Regions from separate parts of the Homo sapiens genome. Here region 2 is linked to region 1. The links are chromatin loops, found by intact Hi-C in ENCODE. Cell type or tissue: GM12878. All regions are shown on one strand. Region 1 overlaps COMMD1 (copper metabolism domain containing 1). Region 2 overlaps COMMD1 (copper metabolism domain containing 1).

Region 1 (8,000 bases):
CACTATGTCATGTGTCCCCTGAGTCCGCTGGCTCTGATCCTAGCACAGCTTTTAGACTTTCCTGTAAGTTTCAGTCCTTGTGGCCTAGAGTGCCTTTTGTTTATTGAGGACCCCACAGCTCTTTAGCTTTCTGTGGTGAGGCTTGCCGAACTCAAGTTCTGGCTTCTGAGATGAGCAATCCCACTTTGGCTAGAGCTGATCTAAATGTTCCCTCTGTGGACATTGGCTGAGTTCTGCCTGGTGTTGGCAGCACCAAGTTCCAATGTAAAGTCCCACAATTGCTGCACTCTCCCTCTCCCAAACACACAGATTCTCTCTACTTGGCTGCTGCTAGCGGATGGGGGAAGGGTGGTGTCGGAAATTAAAGGGCCTTTCCTACCCACTTCAGTTTGTTTTTCTGCAGTATGAAGTTAAAACCAGGTATTGTGATCACTCACCTGATTTTTGGTTCTTGTGAAAGTGCTTTTTTATGTAGGTGTCATATTTGGTGTTCTGACAGGGAGGAAGATTGGTAGAGGCTTCTGTTTGGCCATCTTGCTCTGCCTCCCAGGGCCTAGATGGTAATTTGTTAAACAATGGATGAACCAAAATTGGCACATGATTACTATCCAAAGTCTGTAATTTATCTTAGGGTTCACGCTTGATATTGTAACTTCTATGGGTTTTGACGTGTATAATGACATGCATCTGGCATATAGTATCATGCAGATTGGTTTCAATGTCCAAAAATCTCTGGGATCCACCTATTAATCCCTCCATTCCCTCGCCCCCAAACCCTGGCAAATATTGATTTTTTTTTTTTTTTTTGAGACAGAGTTTCACTCGGTCGCCCAGGCTGGAGTGCAGTTGCACAATCTGGGCTCACTGCAACCTCCACCTCCTGGGTTCAAGCAATTCTGCCTCAGCCTCCCAAGTAGCTGGGATTACAGGCATGTGCCACCATGCCTGGCTAATTTTTTGTGTGTTTTTTTAATAGAGTTGGGTTTCACCATGTTGGCCAGCAGGTCTCGAAACTCCCAACCTCAAGTGATCCGCCCACGTCGGCCTCCCAAAGTGCTGGGATTACAGGAGTGAGCCACCACACCCAGGCAACTATTGATCTTTTCACTGTATTCCATAGTTTTGCTTTCCCTTCAACATGTGTTTGTAGAGCGCCTACTGTGTTCCAGTTTTGCAGACCTTGGGGATTAAATATTAAGTAAGAAGCAGTGGCCTTTGGAGCAAGATATAGGCCTGGCAGTTACCCTGCATTTTAATAAATACCACTAGTTTACTAGGCAGTCTAGAAAGACCCCCGTCCCAGATTTGGGAGTTAAGGAAAGACTTCATGGAAAAAGTTAGATCTACATCGAAGCCTGAAGAAAGAGGTGGTATCAACAAGGTAAGGCGATAAAGGAATAGCAACTAAGATTTTCTAGGCAGAGAGAATAGCCTAGGCAAAAGCCAAGAGGATAGAGATAGAATATACACTTAAGAGCTAAAAGGAGCTCAAAAGCAATGGTAGGAAGAACAAATGATTGGAAGATTGTAAGAGGTAGGGGGATATGAAGAGAAATGAAGCTAGAGAAGGGGAGAAGTTTCCTGACTGTGATTTGCCTTGTAAGCCATATTGAAGACTTAGAATTTAAATCTAGAGGTCAGAGAAGTTCTTATAGATTTTTTTCTTTAATTAAGCTTTGTATTTAGAGATAATTATAGTTTGACATAGAGTTGCAAGAAATAATTCAGAGAGACTGGGCACACTGCCTGACACCTGTAATCCCAGCATTTTGGGAGGCTGAGGCGGAAGGACTGCTTTGAGTCCAGGAGTTCAAGACCAGCCTGGGCAACATAGTGAGCCCCTATGGATTAGTCAATTTTCATGCTGCTGATAAAGACATAGCCGAGACTGGGCAATTTACAAAAGAAAGAGGTTTATTTGACTTACAGTTCCATGTGGCCGGAGAGGCCTCACAATCATGGTGGAAGGTGAAAGTCATGTCTCACATGGTGGCAGACAAGAGAAGAGTTTGTGCAGGGAAACTCCCATTTTTAAAACCATCAAATCTTGTGAGACTTATTCACTATCGTGGCATGGGAAAGACCCGCCCCCATGAATCAGTTATCTCCTGGTGGGTCCCTCTCACAACATATGGGAATTATGGGAGCTACAAGATGAGATTTAGGTGGGGACACAAAGCCAAACCATATCACTCTGTCTTTACAAAAAAAAAAAAAAATATATATATATACACACACACACACACACACACACACACACACACACATAATGCCAGGCATGGTGGTGCATGCTTGTAGTCCCAGCTACTCAGAAGACTGAGGTGGAAGGATTGCTTGAGCCCAGGAGGACAAGGCTGTAGTGAGCCGTGATTGTGCCACTGCACTCCAGCTGGGTGAGAGAGGAAGATCCTGTCTCAAAAGAAAAAAAAAAGTGATGAATTACATTTTCATTTTTCATTCAAATTCTTTTTTTTCTTTAGTATCGTAGCCTAATTTTTAAATTTGTTTTGGCTCTGAGCCCCTTGCTAATTTGCTAGGCTAGATTAGGCAAACAGAAATCAGCACCCTGAATTATTTTCTACTCTTATCTTAAAGAAGTTTATGGTTTGTGAATGTGTGTGAGAGAATTTTATAAAGCAAGAAGTTGGTAGCTTTAAAGAATTCTGGACTTAATGTTGATCTGCAACATTTAGAATTTTTTATTTGAAATGTTATTGATACAGTATGAATGCTTGTTGGAATATGAATTCTACTTCAAGGTGTTAGATGATGTATTTGCAGAGATACATAGACCCTGCTCTCAAAGTTTAGACTCTGTTGGGTCAAATAGACTTTTTGACATAATTTCATTTCATTGAGGTAAGTGCAGGGATAGAGATATTAGGGCATTTTTGGAAGAGAAAGGGGCACTTACCTTACTAGGAGAGGAGGAGTATTGGGGAAGCCATACTTGAACTGAGTCTTGAATGGTGAATAGAAATTAATCTGTTGAAGGTGATGATAAGACATTTCAGAACATTTAGAATAGCACGAACAGAGACACATAGAAGAAGCATCATATTGGGATTGCTAGTTGGGGAATTACAAACAGGTTAGTGCTGTTTGAGTGTCAAGTGCGGGAGGCAGGAAGTTGTAAGACACTAAAAGATAAGCAGGGCCTGTTGTGTTGAGTTTGAACTTCATGCTCAGTGATTCTCAAACATATCCAGCCCAGTGTTTCTTTTTTTGTAGTAAATATTTTCTAATGCTCCTTTATGATCCTTAAAAGGAATTCTTATAATTCACATATAATAAAATTAAAACATAATTTCTAATATGATGTCATAAATGTAGTACAAAGGAAAAGTATAAGAAATCTAAACATGATTTGAAATATATATTTTAAAATATAAATGCTTAAGCATTATATCATTAGAACACATAATGAATTAATCAGATGCTTGTACCTATACATGGTATTACTGTGAATGCACAGCAACAAATGCAGGTATATAAAATGTGTTGTATTGGTAGGTAAGATATTTTAAATGGTATTGTCACTGGTAATGAGATTTTTCAAAATACTTAACATCCTATTTGTAAAGTTCTGACCAAGTCAAAGTACAAGTTGTATTAATTGCATTCCTGGAAAACTTGGTGTTTATTAAAACCGTGAAAAAATACTTTTTTATGTAAAACAAAATACTTAATTTTTAGGCTGAAGTAATTATAAACAGGTTTTTCCACACAATGTCAGATGGGACATTGCAAAGTCATGTGAGACACAGGTCTTTTTGTCCTGTGGGATGTTCTTGGTCAGGGGTCTGCAAACATCAGCCCACAGGTGGTCACACTGCCTGTATTTATATAGCCCATGAGCTAAAAATGGTTTTTACATTTTTAAAGAGTTGTACGAAAAAGGGAAGAATATGCAGCAGAGGGTTACAACTTTTACAGAAAACTTGCCAACTCCCGTTTCTTGGGTATTGAAGGATGCCGAACATCCCTAGCTCATGCTCACTTAATGCGAACAGCACTCCCTCCAATCACTGTGAAACCAAATGTAGCCTCCACCATTTCTCAGGTGCCTTTGGGAGGGCAATACTACCTGGTTGAGAACCACTGTTTTGGTTTATCAGTTTTCAAATTTTTATTCCTCTGCGACACATTTAACAGATAGTAATACATGCATAATATAGTTCTATGCAGAGTTCCTGTGTTTTTAATTTTCTTTTTTTCTTCCATTCAAGTAAACAATTAAAATGAGGGAGGTAATTGTTTAATATAAGGATACTTTGAAAACCCTCTGATTTATACTTATAAAAATCTTTACAAACATTAATACTTGTACTACTACTACTGCTAACTATATTATGTACAACTTACCTTATACCTCATAGGAGAGTGCTTCACACCATCCTGCCTGACCACCACTGAAGCAAGTAATAGTCAGCCATGGGATAACTTTAAACAAGCAAGTGCCAGCATCCTATATTTATATTATAGATAGATCACTTTGATAGTGGTATAGAAGATAGACTTGAGGGAGTCCACACTTAGTTTAGGTTCAAGATAGTGAGGGCTTCTACCAGCTAGTAGGGACAGATCAGAGGGGACATATTATTAGAGAATTATTTCAGATGTAACAATCAGTAGAACTTGACAACTGAAAGTTACAGGCATTTGTTTTTCTTTTTCTTTTCGAACTCATTTTACTGCCAGAGGCATTTGTTTTTAACACTTTGTTGCCTGCCAGAATCACTTTGGAAGCTTTTTAACAATACCAGTGCCTAGGCTTTACTCCATAATTCCTGGAAATCAGAATTTCTGGGATAATAGCTGGGCGCTGATATTTTAAAATTGTACTTCAGGATTCTAATGTGCAGCCAGTGTTGAAAACCACTGATTCAAGATGTGGAAGAGAGAGAAGAATAAAGGATGAGTACCAGGCTGTCAGCCTAGGCTGCCAGTAGATGGAAGTAGTGTGCTGTGAACAGTATCTGTTTTATGGTAGCTATTCAAATATTTCTTAAGTGAAAATTGATGACTTTGAACCTAAACCAAAATCAATTTCTCATTTAATTTTTGATTGTTCTAAATTTGGATGAATTGACCCTAGTTCAAGATATTATTGACTGGAACCCAACCAAAATAACTTTTGTCACAGATGAAATTATATCAGAATGGATATCTCTTGATATTATTTGAGAAGAAGAATGATACAAATTACCTGAGTTGTGACATAATATTGTGAAGCAAGGTGTCAGTGGAAATAATTTGACTTAATTATAGTATATTATACAAAATAATTCCTTCCTTCCTTCCTTCCTTCTTTCCTTCTTTCTTTCTTTCTTGGCGGAGTCTCGCTCTGTCACCCAGGCTGAAGTGCAGTGGCGCAATCTTGGCTCACTGCAACCTTCGCCTCCCGGGTTCAAGCGATTCTCCTGCATCGGCCTCTCGAGTAGGTGGGATTACAGGCACCTGCCACCACCCCCGGCTAATTTTTGTATTGTTAGTGGAGATGGGATTTCTCCATGTTGGTCAGTCTGGTCATGAACTCCTGACCTCAGATGACCTGCCCACCTCAGCCTCCCAAAGTGCTGGATTACAGGTGTGAGCCACCACGCCCAGCCTGTATTTGTATTGATTGGCATAGCCAGAGGTTTGGGGTCCTGCTATCTGGTAAATAGGCAGATATTCAGTAAATGTTTATTGAATTGTAATGTGAAATATCTTTAATGTACCAGAAAGTTGTAATATTTACCATATAATTTTTTATATTAATGAAGAAATGAAAGACAGCTTGTTTTTCTTTCAGCTCCAGTCTCACTTGCTCTGCCTGTGTTCTACTTGGTGTTGTTACCTTTACATTCTTCTGTTCCCACTGCCACCACCCTCTTTTAGTCAAGACTCTTGGTTCCAAATGATAGGAATACAGCTTAAATTGAATAGTTGATGGAATTTTGGGTTGTCTGTAGGAAGGATGCTGAGATAGCATTATAGAATTGCAGGAAGGCCTGCAGGAACTAGGGTCTTGGGAACTATAAAACAGGGATATCACCCCATTAAAATCCACTCTCACTTCATTCTATTTTCTTGCAGACATGCTTTTGCCAAAAGGTCCAAGAAAATGCTGTCTGTAACTCCAGCCTCATGTCCTTCTTATACTATGACCCAAAAAGACAAGATCATTTCTCCTGCCCTAAATTGGGACCAGTCAGTGCGCCCAGAGAAAGGAGGATATTGTGATCTGTCTGGTTTGGAGCTTATGCCAGTCCCCATGGCCACTAGCAGATAGGGGCATAGCAAAGAAGAGGCAAGGGGAGGCTTACCCTGGGGACTAAGTTATTAACTGCTGCTGTCCTCTCCTAGGCTCCATTGCCCTAGCCCTCTGAAAATTTTTCACTTCAGTCCAACTACTTACTGTTATCAGATTCAGCTTAAAATTTTTTTTTCATTAAAAACATTTTTAAAAGAGAGACAGGGTTTTGCTGTGTTTTCCAGGCTGGTCATTGTCAACCTCCAGGGCTTGAACAATACTCCTGCCTCAGCCTCTGGAGTAGCTGGGACTGCAGGCGTGTGACACCACACTGGCCAGATTCAGCGTTCTAAACCACACGTTGCATCATGATTTCCCAGTTACCTAGCCTTTAGTGGCCCCTCATTACGTATATATAACAATGTCTAAACTTGATGTACTTTAATCTGGCTCCAGACTGCCTTCTCAATCTTATCTCTCAGTTTTTCTATTCACTGTTAAACTGAGCTAGTTGGCCTTCTAAGTTCTGAGAACACTTACATATTCCTCACTCAGTCATCTAAACTTTAAGTAAAAAATTTGTGGTAATACTCTTCAAATCATTGTTTGATGTCTCAGGATCTCTGAAGGCCAGCAACTGAAGCATTGTAGCTACTCATTAGGGACTGGCATCTCTGTATCATTGTTGACAGAATGTACCAGTTTACATTTTTTTCAGTGGTAGTGATACCGAGTCTACTTCTCTGTGTAGTCACTTGTGACAGCTAATCAGAGGGAAACCTGGCTTAACTGTTGAGGCTTTGGCCCTGCACTTATCTCATGGTGCTTTCAGAAAAATCAGTTGACTGCTTGAAGCTTCAGTTTCCTTTTCTGTAAGTTGAGAGTGAAGAGCACTATAATACTATCATCTACCTCATTGCCTTTGAAAATTGATTATGAGGGTCAAGTGCAGTAATACAGACATACCTCGGAAATACCTTGGGTTTGGTTCCAGGTGGCCACAATAAAGTGAATAATGCAATTAAGCGAGTCACATGAATTTTTTTGTTTCCTAGTGCATTAAAGTTGTGTTTATACTATACCATACCATATCATACTACACTATATTAAGTGTGTAAGAACACTGTGTCTTTAAAAGCAGTATACATACTTTAATTAAGGGATACTTTATTACTATTCAAGAGGCTGAAGTCAGAGGATTACTTGAGCCCAGGAGTTTGAGGCTGCAGTGAGCTATGGTTGTGCTCCTGCACTCCAGCCTGAGTAACAGAGACCCCATCTCCCAAAAAAAACCTAAAAACTTTATTGCTAAAAAATGCTAATGATTACCTGAGCCTTCATCTAGTCATATTCTTTTTGCTGGTGGAGGGTCTTGCCTTGATGTCTTGTTTTTGTTTTCTAAATGTGTGTGTGTGTGTGTGTGTGTGTGTGTGTGTGTGTGTGTGTCAGAAGTGGGATTTGAATTGCCTTGATGTCAGTGGCTGCTTACTGATCAGAGTGGTGATTGCTGAAAGTTGGGGTGGCTGTGGCAATTTCTTAAATAACACAACAATGAGATTGTTGCATCCGTGGACTCTCCCTTTCATGAAAGATTTCTCTGTAGCATGTGATGCTGTTTGATAGCATTTTACCCACAGTAGAACCTCTTTCCAAATTGGAGTCAGTTCTCTCCAACCCTGCTGCTGCTTTATCAACTAAGTTTCTGTAATGTTCTAAGTCCTTTGTTGTCACTTCAACAATGTTCACAACATCTTTACTAGGA
Region 2 (8,000 bases), 68 kb after region 1:
TTTCATTATATATTACAGTGTGATAATAATAGAAATAAAGTACACAATAAATGTAATGCACTTGAATCATCCTGAAACCAGTCCCTGGTGCCAAAAAGGTTGGGGACCACTGACCTGGATTATGTATATAATCTCATAGCCAAAAACGATAATGTAATATCCATATATATGTGCATATATCTGTGTGTGTGTGATGTTATAATATTAAACTACCTTGCATTCCTGGGATAAACCCTATTAGCTCAAGATTTATAATCTTTTTGATATATTAATGGATTTGATTTGCTAATGTTCTATTAAGATTGTGTGTTTATGAAGAATTTTGTTTAAAGCTTTTCTCTTTGAGTACTGTTTTAAAATTTAGCACAAAAATTTTGATGTGTTGCATTTCGTCATTCAGTTCAAAATATTTTATTTATTTTTATTTATATTTAAGTTTTTTTAGAGATAGAGTCTTACTCTGTTGCCCAGGCTAGAGTGCAGTGGCCTCAACTCCTGGGTTTGAGCTATCCTCCTGCTTCAGCCTCCCGAGTAGCTGGGATTACAGGCATGCACCACCATACCTGGCTAATTTTTTTTTTTTCTCTGTAGAGGCACATTCTCCCTATGTTGCCCAGACTGGTCTCAAACTCCTGGGCTCAGGCGATCCTCCCACCTTGGTCTCCCAAAGTGCTGGGATTACAGGTTTGAGCCACCCCACTCAGTCCAAAATATTTTCTAATTAATTTCATGGTTTCTTCTTGACCCATGGTTTATTTTGTTTTTATTTTTATTTTTTTTCCAAACCCTGCATGTGGCATTTGAGCATGGTTTATTTTAAAATATTACGTTAAATTTCCAAATACTTGGGGCTCTTCTAGGTATCTTACTGATGGTTTCTGATTTAATTTCATTATGCTCAGAGAACATACTCTATATAAGTTTACAATAAATCTTTTGAGATTTATTGAGACTTACCTTCTGATTTAGCATTTGATCTGTATTGGTGAATAGACCATGCACACTTGAAAAGAATATATTTTGTGAAGTTGTTAGTGTAGTATTTACAAATGTCAATTAGATTAAGTTGGTTAATAGTGCTGTTCACATGATCTATGTCCATACTGATTCTTTTTTCATCTATTTATTATTTCAGTTACTGTGAGAAGGATGTTAGTTCACAATCATAGTTAGAGATTTTTAAAAAATCTGTTTCTCCCTTTAATTCTCTCAAATTTTCTTCGTTTTGTTTTGTTTTGAGACAAGGGTCTCACTGTGTTGCCTAGGCTAGTCTCAAACTCCTGCACTCACACAGTCCTCTCACTTCAGCCTTCAAATTTTCTTCTTAAGACCAGGCATGGTGGCTTATACCTGTAATTGCAGCACTGGGAGGCTGAGGTGGGAGGATTGCTTGAGCCCAGGAGTTTGAGACCAGCCTGGGCAACATAGCCAGGCATGATGGTGCACTCGTGTGGTCCCAGCTACTTGAGAGGCTGAGGTAAGAGGATTGCTTGGGCCTGGAAGGTCAAGGCTGCAGTGAGCCATTATCGTGCTACTACACTCAGCCTAGGTGAGAGAGCAAAACCCTGTCTCAAAAAAAAAAGGTGGGAGGTATTAAATAACAACACATTTTCTTTCTTTCTGTTTTTTTTTGAGATGGAGTTTTGCTCTTTTTGTCCAGGCTGGAGTGCAATGGCGCAATCTCAGTTCACCTCAACCTCTGCCTCCCGGATTCAAGCGATTCTCCTGCCTCAGCCTCCCGAGTAGCTGGGATTACAGGCATGTGCTGCCATGCCCAGCTAATTTTGTATTTTTAGTAGAGACGGGGTTTCTCCATGTTAGTCAGGCCGGTCTCGAACTCCTGACCTCGTGATCCACCCACCTTATCCTCCCAAAGTGTTGGGATTGCAGGCGTGAGCCACCGCACCTGGCCACAAATTTTCTTCTTAAGGTTGAAGCTTTATATCAGACATATATACATTTCTGATTATGTTTTTCTGATAAGTTATCTGTTTTATTATTTTTTTTTGGAGACAAGGTCTTGCTTTGTCACCTAACAGGAGTGCAGTAGTGTGATCACAGCTCACTGCAGCCTCTACCTCCTGGGCTAAGTGATCCTCCCACCTCAGCCTCCCTAGTAGCTGGGACCACAAGTGCAAGCCATGGCACCTGGCTAATTTAAAAAAAAATTTTTTTGTTTTTTGTCTCACTATGTTGCCCAGGCTGGTCTCCAACTTCTGGACTCAAGCGATCCTCCCACCTTGGCCTCCCAAGGTGCTGGGTTTACAGTCATGAGCCACTATGCCTGTCCTGTTGTATCATTATGAAATGTCAGTCTTTATTTCTGGTAATACTCTATCTTGGAGTCTATAACTGAAAATAATATAGCCTCTCCCCATTTTTTCCCCCTTAAACATTACGCCATAAGAAGCTTTTCAAAAGGAGCTAAGTTGCCTGGCTGGAGTGCAGTGGCTATTCACAGGTGTGATTATAACCCACTACAGCCTTGAACTCCTGGGCTCAAGAGAGCTTCCTGCCTCAGCCACCCCAGTAGCTAGGACTATAGACACAAGCTAGCCTTTTTATACTTACTGTTTTCATCAAATGTCTTTTTCCAACTAGTTTCCAACCTGTCTTTGTATTTGAAGTGCATCTATTGTAGATAGTTCAGTGTTGCTTTTAAAGTGCTTACTCCATTTGTGTTTAGTATGTTGACATGGTTGGATTTAGATCTACTATTTTGCTTTCTGTTTTTATTCCTGTTTATCCTTTTTTACTTCTTACAGCTTAATGAATTTTGGGGGGGGAATTCCATTTTAATTTCTCTCTTGGGTTTTTAGCTACATCTTTCTTTAGGATTGCACTAGAGATTACAATATACATTCTTAACGTCTCACCCTTTTGCCTGGGGCGGTGGCTCATGCCTGTAATCCCAGCACTTTGGGAGGCTGAGGTGGGTGGATTGCCTGAGCTCAGGAGTTCCAGACCGGCTTAGGCAACATGGTGAAACCCTGTCTCTATGAAAAATACAGAAACATTAGCTGGTTGTGGTGGCACACACCTGTAGTCCCAGCTACTTGGGAGGCTGAGGTGGGAGGATCCCTTGAGCCTGGGAGGTTGAGGCTGCAGTGAGCTGAGATCATACCACTGCATTCTAGCCTGGGTGACAGAGTGAGATGCTGTCTCCAAAAATAAATAAATAAATAAAACAATACCATTTCATTTAAATTTCAGGAATTATACAACCACAGAATTCTGTTTATGACTCTTCTTTTATGCAGTAGTTGTCATGGTTTTTTCTTAATGTGGTAACCCGTATTTCAATATTATAACTTTTGCTTTAAGTAGTCCTATGTATTTCCAGTAGATGAGGAGATAATAAAACTTAGTCTTATATATTTAACCATATATTTGTCCGTTCCACTGATCTTCATTTCTTTCTGAAGATCTGTTCTGCCATCTAGTTTTGTTTCCTATTAGTTTGAAGAATTTCCTTTAGCATTTCTTGTTGTGCAGGTATGTTGGGCAGGGAGTTGGCTTAGTTTTCACTTATCTGAAAATCTTGTTATTTCATCTTTATTCTTGATGGATATTTTTGATGAATATGGAGTTTCAGCCAAACAACAGTTTTGTTGTTTGTCTTCAGCAAAAGACAGTTTTTGCTCTTCCCCTTTTTCTTATGAGAATCCAATTATGCAGATGTTAATTTTTTTAATACTGCATCCCATATGTTTCTCAGGCTCTGTTTTTTTCCCCCAATCTTTTTTTCTCTCTTTTCAAACTGGATAATTTCTTTCCATTTATCTTTTAGTTCACTGATCCTTCCGTCATCTCCAATCTGCTGTTTTGACCTTTTAGGGAATTTTTTCTTTTTTACCTCAGATATATTTTTTAGTTTTAGAATATCAATTTGGTTAGTTTATAGTTTATTTCTCTTTTGAGATTTCCTATCTGTGTGTTAATTTTCAAATATCCTTTTTATTTACATCCTTAATCATAGTTATCACTGTAGCTTTCTCTTCTAATTCCGACACCTAGGTAATTTCAAGTTTGGTCTCCAACTGTTTCTTTTGAGTGTGTCATATTTTCCTGTTTATTCATATAGCTAATAATTTTGTTTTGTATACTGGACATTGGGAATGCTGCATTGTAGATATATGGATTCTGTTATGATTCTCTGAGAAATGTTGATTTTTTTGTGTTCGGAGGCAGTTAACTTGACTGAGTCTAACACCAGCCCCTCTCTTGCCTTCAGTGGGTACCTGCTGAAACTTCTGTTCACATATTTTAGCTTTATCTGGGCTTCTTAGAATCTGTCCTGTACATTCAGAGTTTACTTGTCAGCCAGAAATCTCAGTAGAGTTTATATGCAGAGTGTGGGTTTATGTGTGGCTGTCTTTCTTTCTTTTCTTTTTTTTTTTTTTTTTTTGAGACGGAATCTAGCTCTGTTGCCCAGGCTGGAGTGCAGTGGCACGATCTCAGCTCACTGCAAGCTCTGCCTCCCAGGTTCAAGCGATTCTCCTGCCTCAGCCTCCTGAGTAGCCGGGACTACAGGCGCCCACCACCATGCCCGGCTAATTTTTTGTATTTTCAGTAGACACAGGGTTTCACTGTGTTAGCCAGGATAGGATGGTCTCGATCTCCTGACCTCGTGATCCACCTGCTTTGGCCTCCCAAATGTTGTGTCTTTTTAAAGTATCTACAGTAACCTTGTATCAACTTAGTTTGTCAGTCTATTAATACTAAATTTAGCTCCTTCAAAGCAGTTGGAACTATGTGCTACATAAATTTCAGTTTCACCCAAGGGAAGAAGTGAAATTAGTGAATAGACAGTTACAGCAAAAAAAAAAAAAAAACAGAAACAAAAAAACCATAAAAATTAAATAGCTGGCTCTAGTGAAATGAGCAAGGACTGTGGAGTCAAACTGACCTGGATTTGAATCCTGATCCTACTGTTTGTAGCTGTATGATCTGGACAAATGACATTAACTCTTTCTAACCTTGATTTTCTCATCTGTAAGACGCCAATTGTAACTCCTAAGGATACTGAGGTGGTTGTTTTTGTTTTTCGGTTTTTTTTTGTTTTTTTGTTTTTTTTTGAGATGGAGTTTCGCTCTTGTTGCCCAGGCTGGAGTGCAGTGGCATGATCTCAGCTCACTGCAACCTGCCACTCCCAGGTTCAAGCGATTCTCCTGCCTCAGCCTCCCGAGTAGCTGGGATTACAGGTGCACGCCACCATGCCTGGCTAATTTTTTGTATTTTTAATAGAGACGGGGTTTCACCATGTTGGCCAGGCTGGTCGCCAACTCCTTTCCTCAGGTGATCCACTCAGCTCGGCCTCCCAAAGTGCTGGGATTACAGGTGTGAGCCACCATGCCCGGCCTAGATACTGAGGATTTTTTAAAATGCATATACAGTTCCTGACCAGTGGTTTTTGCCTAATAAATAACTTATTACAAATTGTTACCCAGTAAAAACCCTGAGACGAGTGAAAAAATAAAGCTAATTAATCCATTACTTGCTAGTAAGAAAATAAAAAAAAAATCTCTGTTCATTTATGTCTTAAGATTTATCAGTATCTCCATATAGCTTTGCATAGTATTACTATTATAGGAGGTGCTTTTTATAAAATGTCAGATGTTAGGCCAGACACAGTGGCTCACACCTGTAATCTTACCACTTTCGGAGGCCAAGGCAGGAGGACTGCTTGAGCCCAGGAGTTCGTGACCAGCCTGGGCAACGTAGGGACACCCTGTCTCTACCAAAAAAAAAACTTTAAATATTAGTAGGCTGGCCAGGCATGGTGGCTCATGCCTGTAATCCTAGCACTTTGGGAGGCCGAGGCGGGTGGATAATGAGGTCAGGAGATCGAGACCAGCCTGGCTAACATGGTGAAACCCCATCTCTACTAAAAATACAAAAATTAGCTGGGTGTGGTGGCAGGTGCCTGTAATCCCAGCTACTCAGGAGGCTGAAGCAGGAGAATCGCTTGAACCCAGGAGGCGGAGATTGCAGTGAGCCGAGATCGCACCACTGCACTCCAGCCTGGTGACACAGCAGGACTCCGTCTCAAAAATAAAAATAAAATAAAATAAAAGAAAATATTAGCAGGTTGTGGTGGTGCACGCCTGTAGTCTCAGCTACTAGGGAGCCTGAGGTGGGAGGATCACTTGAGTCCAGGAAGTTGAGGCATGTGCCACCACGCCCGGCTAATTTTTTGTATTTTTAGTAGAGACAGGGTTTCACCCTGTTAGCCAGGATGGTCTTAATCTCCTGACCTCATGATCCGCCCGCCTCAGCCTCCCAAAGTGCTGGGATTACAGGCGTGAGCCACCGCACCTGGCTTAATATTTCTTAAATGAGTGAATGAGTGAACAAGACAGATTTTCTTATAGTGTAATCAAAATACAAATTCCAGAGCATGGGACTGTATTTCTTAGAGTAGCGTTGCTACATTAACTACTGTAATTACTTTTCGGTAAAAAATTACTTTTGGGTACTTTTGACCTGCATGTTTCTATAATGTTCTATGCAGAAATTAAACTCTTTTGTATAAACAAAAACAGTGTGGGCCTTTTTAGCATTTTTCTTTGAGATTGGAGACTTCAATATAGTGATTATATTTTCATTTCAAGAAATTCTATTTCGCTTTTTTTTCATATCTGGTCATTTAAAGTAATATATTCTTCCAGACTGGACAACATAGTGACACTGTCTCTACAAAATATATATATATATATATATATATATATATTAGCCAGGCATGGTGGCATATGTCTGTAATCCTAGCTACTCAGGAGGCTGAGGTAGGACAATCATTTGAACCTGGGAGGTTGAGGCTGAAGTGAGTGGTGATCACACCACTGTATGCCAGCTTGAGTGACAGAGTGAGACCCTGTCTCAAAAAATAGAACAAAATAATTTTTATTCTGTATCTGATTATTCCATTTTGTAAAGTTCTTACAGGTCTAAATGCTGTTATTTGTTTCTGCTGATTATCACACATAGTAGATTTTTTATTCTTATTTTTTAACTTTTTATTTATTTTGAGACAGAGTTTCACTCTGTCGCCAGGCTGTAGTGCAGTGGCGTGATCTCAGCTCACTGCAACCTCCACCTCCTGGGTTCAAGTGATTCTCCTGCTTCAGCTTCCCAAGTAGCAGGGATTACAGGTATGTGCCACAACGCCTGGCTAATTTTTGTATTTTTAGTAGAGATGGGTTTGCACCATTTTGGCCAGGCTGGTCTCGAATGCCTGACCTCGAGGGATCCACCCACCTTGGCCTCCCAAAGTGCTGGGATTATAGGCATGTGCCACCATGCCGGGTCCATAGTAGCTTTTTTATTCCTGTGTTTTATAATTTTTGATTGAGAGCTCATGTGATCTCTTTGTTATCTTCTAAGTAGATTTTTGACTTGTTCATTCTTTTGCTGAGGAGAAAGCTCTCTGAAGGTTACAGTTTCATACAGAAGTCTCAATTCCCTCTCTGGCTTGTATAGCCCTCAGGTATTGTCTTCTGTCTTGTGTAATCAGTAAAATCCATTGATTTTCAACTCCCTCTTTGTTCTTGGCCCTCTTGCTTTTTTTGTGAGTTTAGCCATTTATTTCAAAAGAGGTATTTATTTATCTAACCTTTCTAAATTTTTAAAAGTTTTTTAAAAAGAATATTTGTGTACCATGTTCTTAGAAACCATTTAGCCTTTTTGTATCAATATTTGGCATCATAAAAATCTATGCTGTGCCAGGTGCAGTAGCTCATGCCTGTAATTCCAGCATTTTTGGAGGCCGAGGCAGATAGATTGCTTGAATCCAGGAGTTCCAGACCAGCCTGGGCAACATGGCGAAACCCCATCTCTACTAAAAAATACAAAAATTAGCTGGGCATGGCGGCAAGCACCTGTAATCCCAGCTACTTGTGGGATTACAGGTGCTGAGGCAGGAGAATGGCTTGAGCCCAGGAGGTTGAGGCTGTGGTGAGCCAAGATTGTGCCACTGCACTCCAGCCTGGGTGTCAGAGCAA

What was found. Peaks named below come from ENCODE experiments on the same cell type or tissue, not always from the same donor. Only the 100,000 strongest peaks of a DNase experiment are listed, where the experiment ranks them.
Region 2: a loop joins it to region 1, with 5 times the contacts of the local background. A loop is called at or near these places in 2 of 110 quality-filtered maps.

Annotation. Positions count from the first base shown.
Region 1 is chr2:61,988,674-61,996,673 of GRCh38, forward strand. All of the region lies in intron 1 of COMMD1 (copper metabolism domain containing 1), which reads left to right. Among named protein-coding and RNA genes, the nearest start is that of COMMD1, 87 kb to the left of the region's middle. In GM12878, a CTCF peak has its summit at 4,949 (motif pointing right); DNase peaks (open chromatin) are centred at 4,968 and 7,048; H3K27ac peaks cover 1,899 bases.
Region 2 is chr2:62,057,166-62,065,165 of GRCh38, forward strand. All of the region lies in intron 2 of COMMD1 (copper metabolism domain containing 1), which reads left to right. Among named protein-coding and RNA genes, the nearest start is that of B3GNT2, 130 kb to the right of the region's middle. In GM12878, no CTCF peak of the experiment used is centred here; a DNase peak (open chromatin) is centred at 4,896; H3K4me3 peaks cover 1,134 bases; H3K27ac peaks cover 1,612 bases.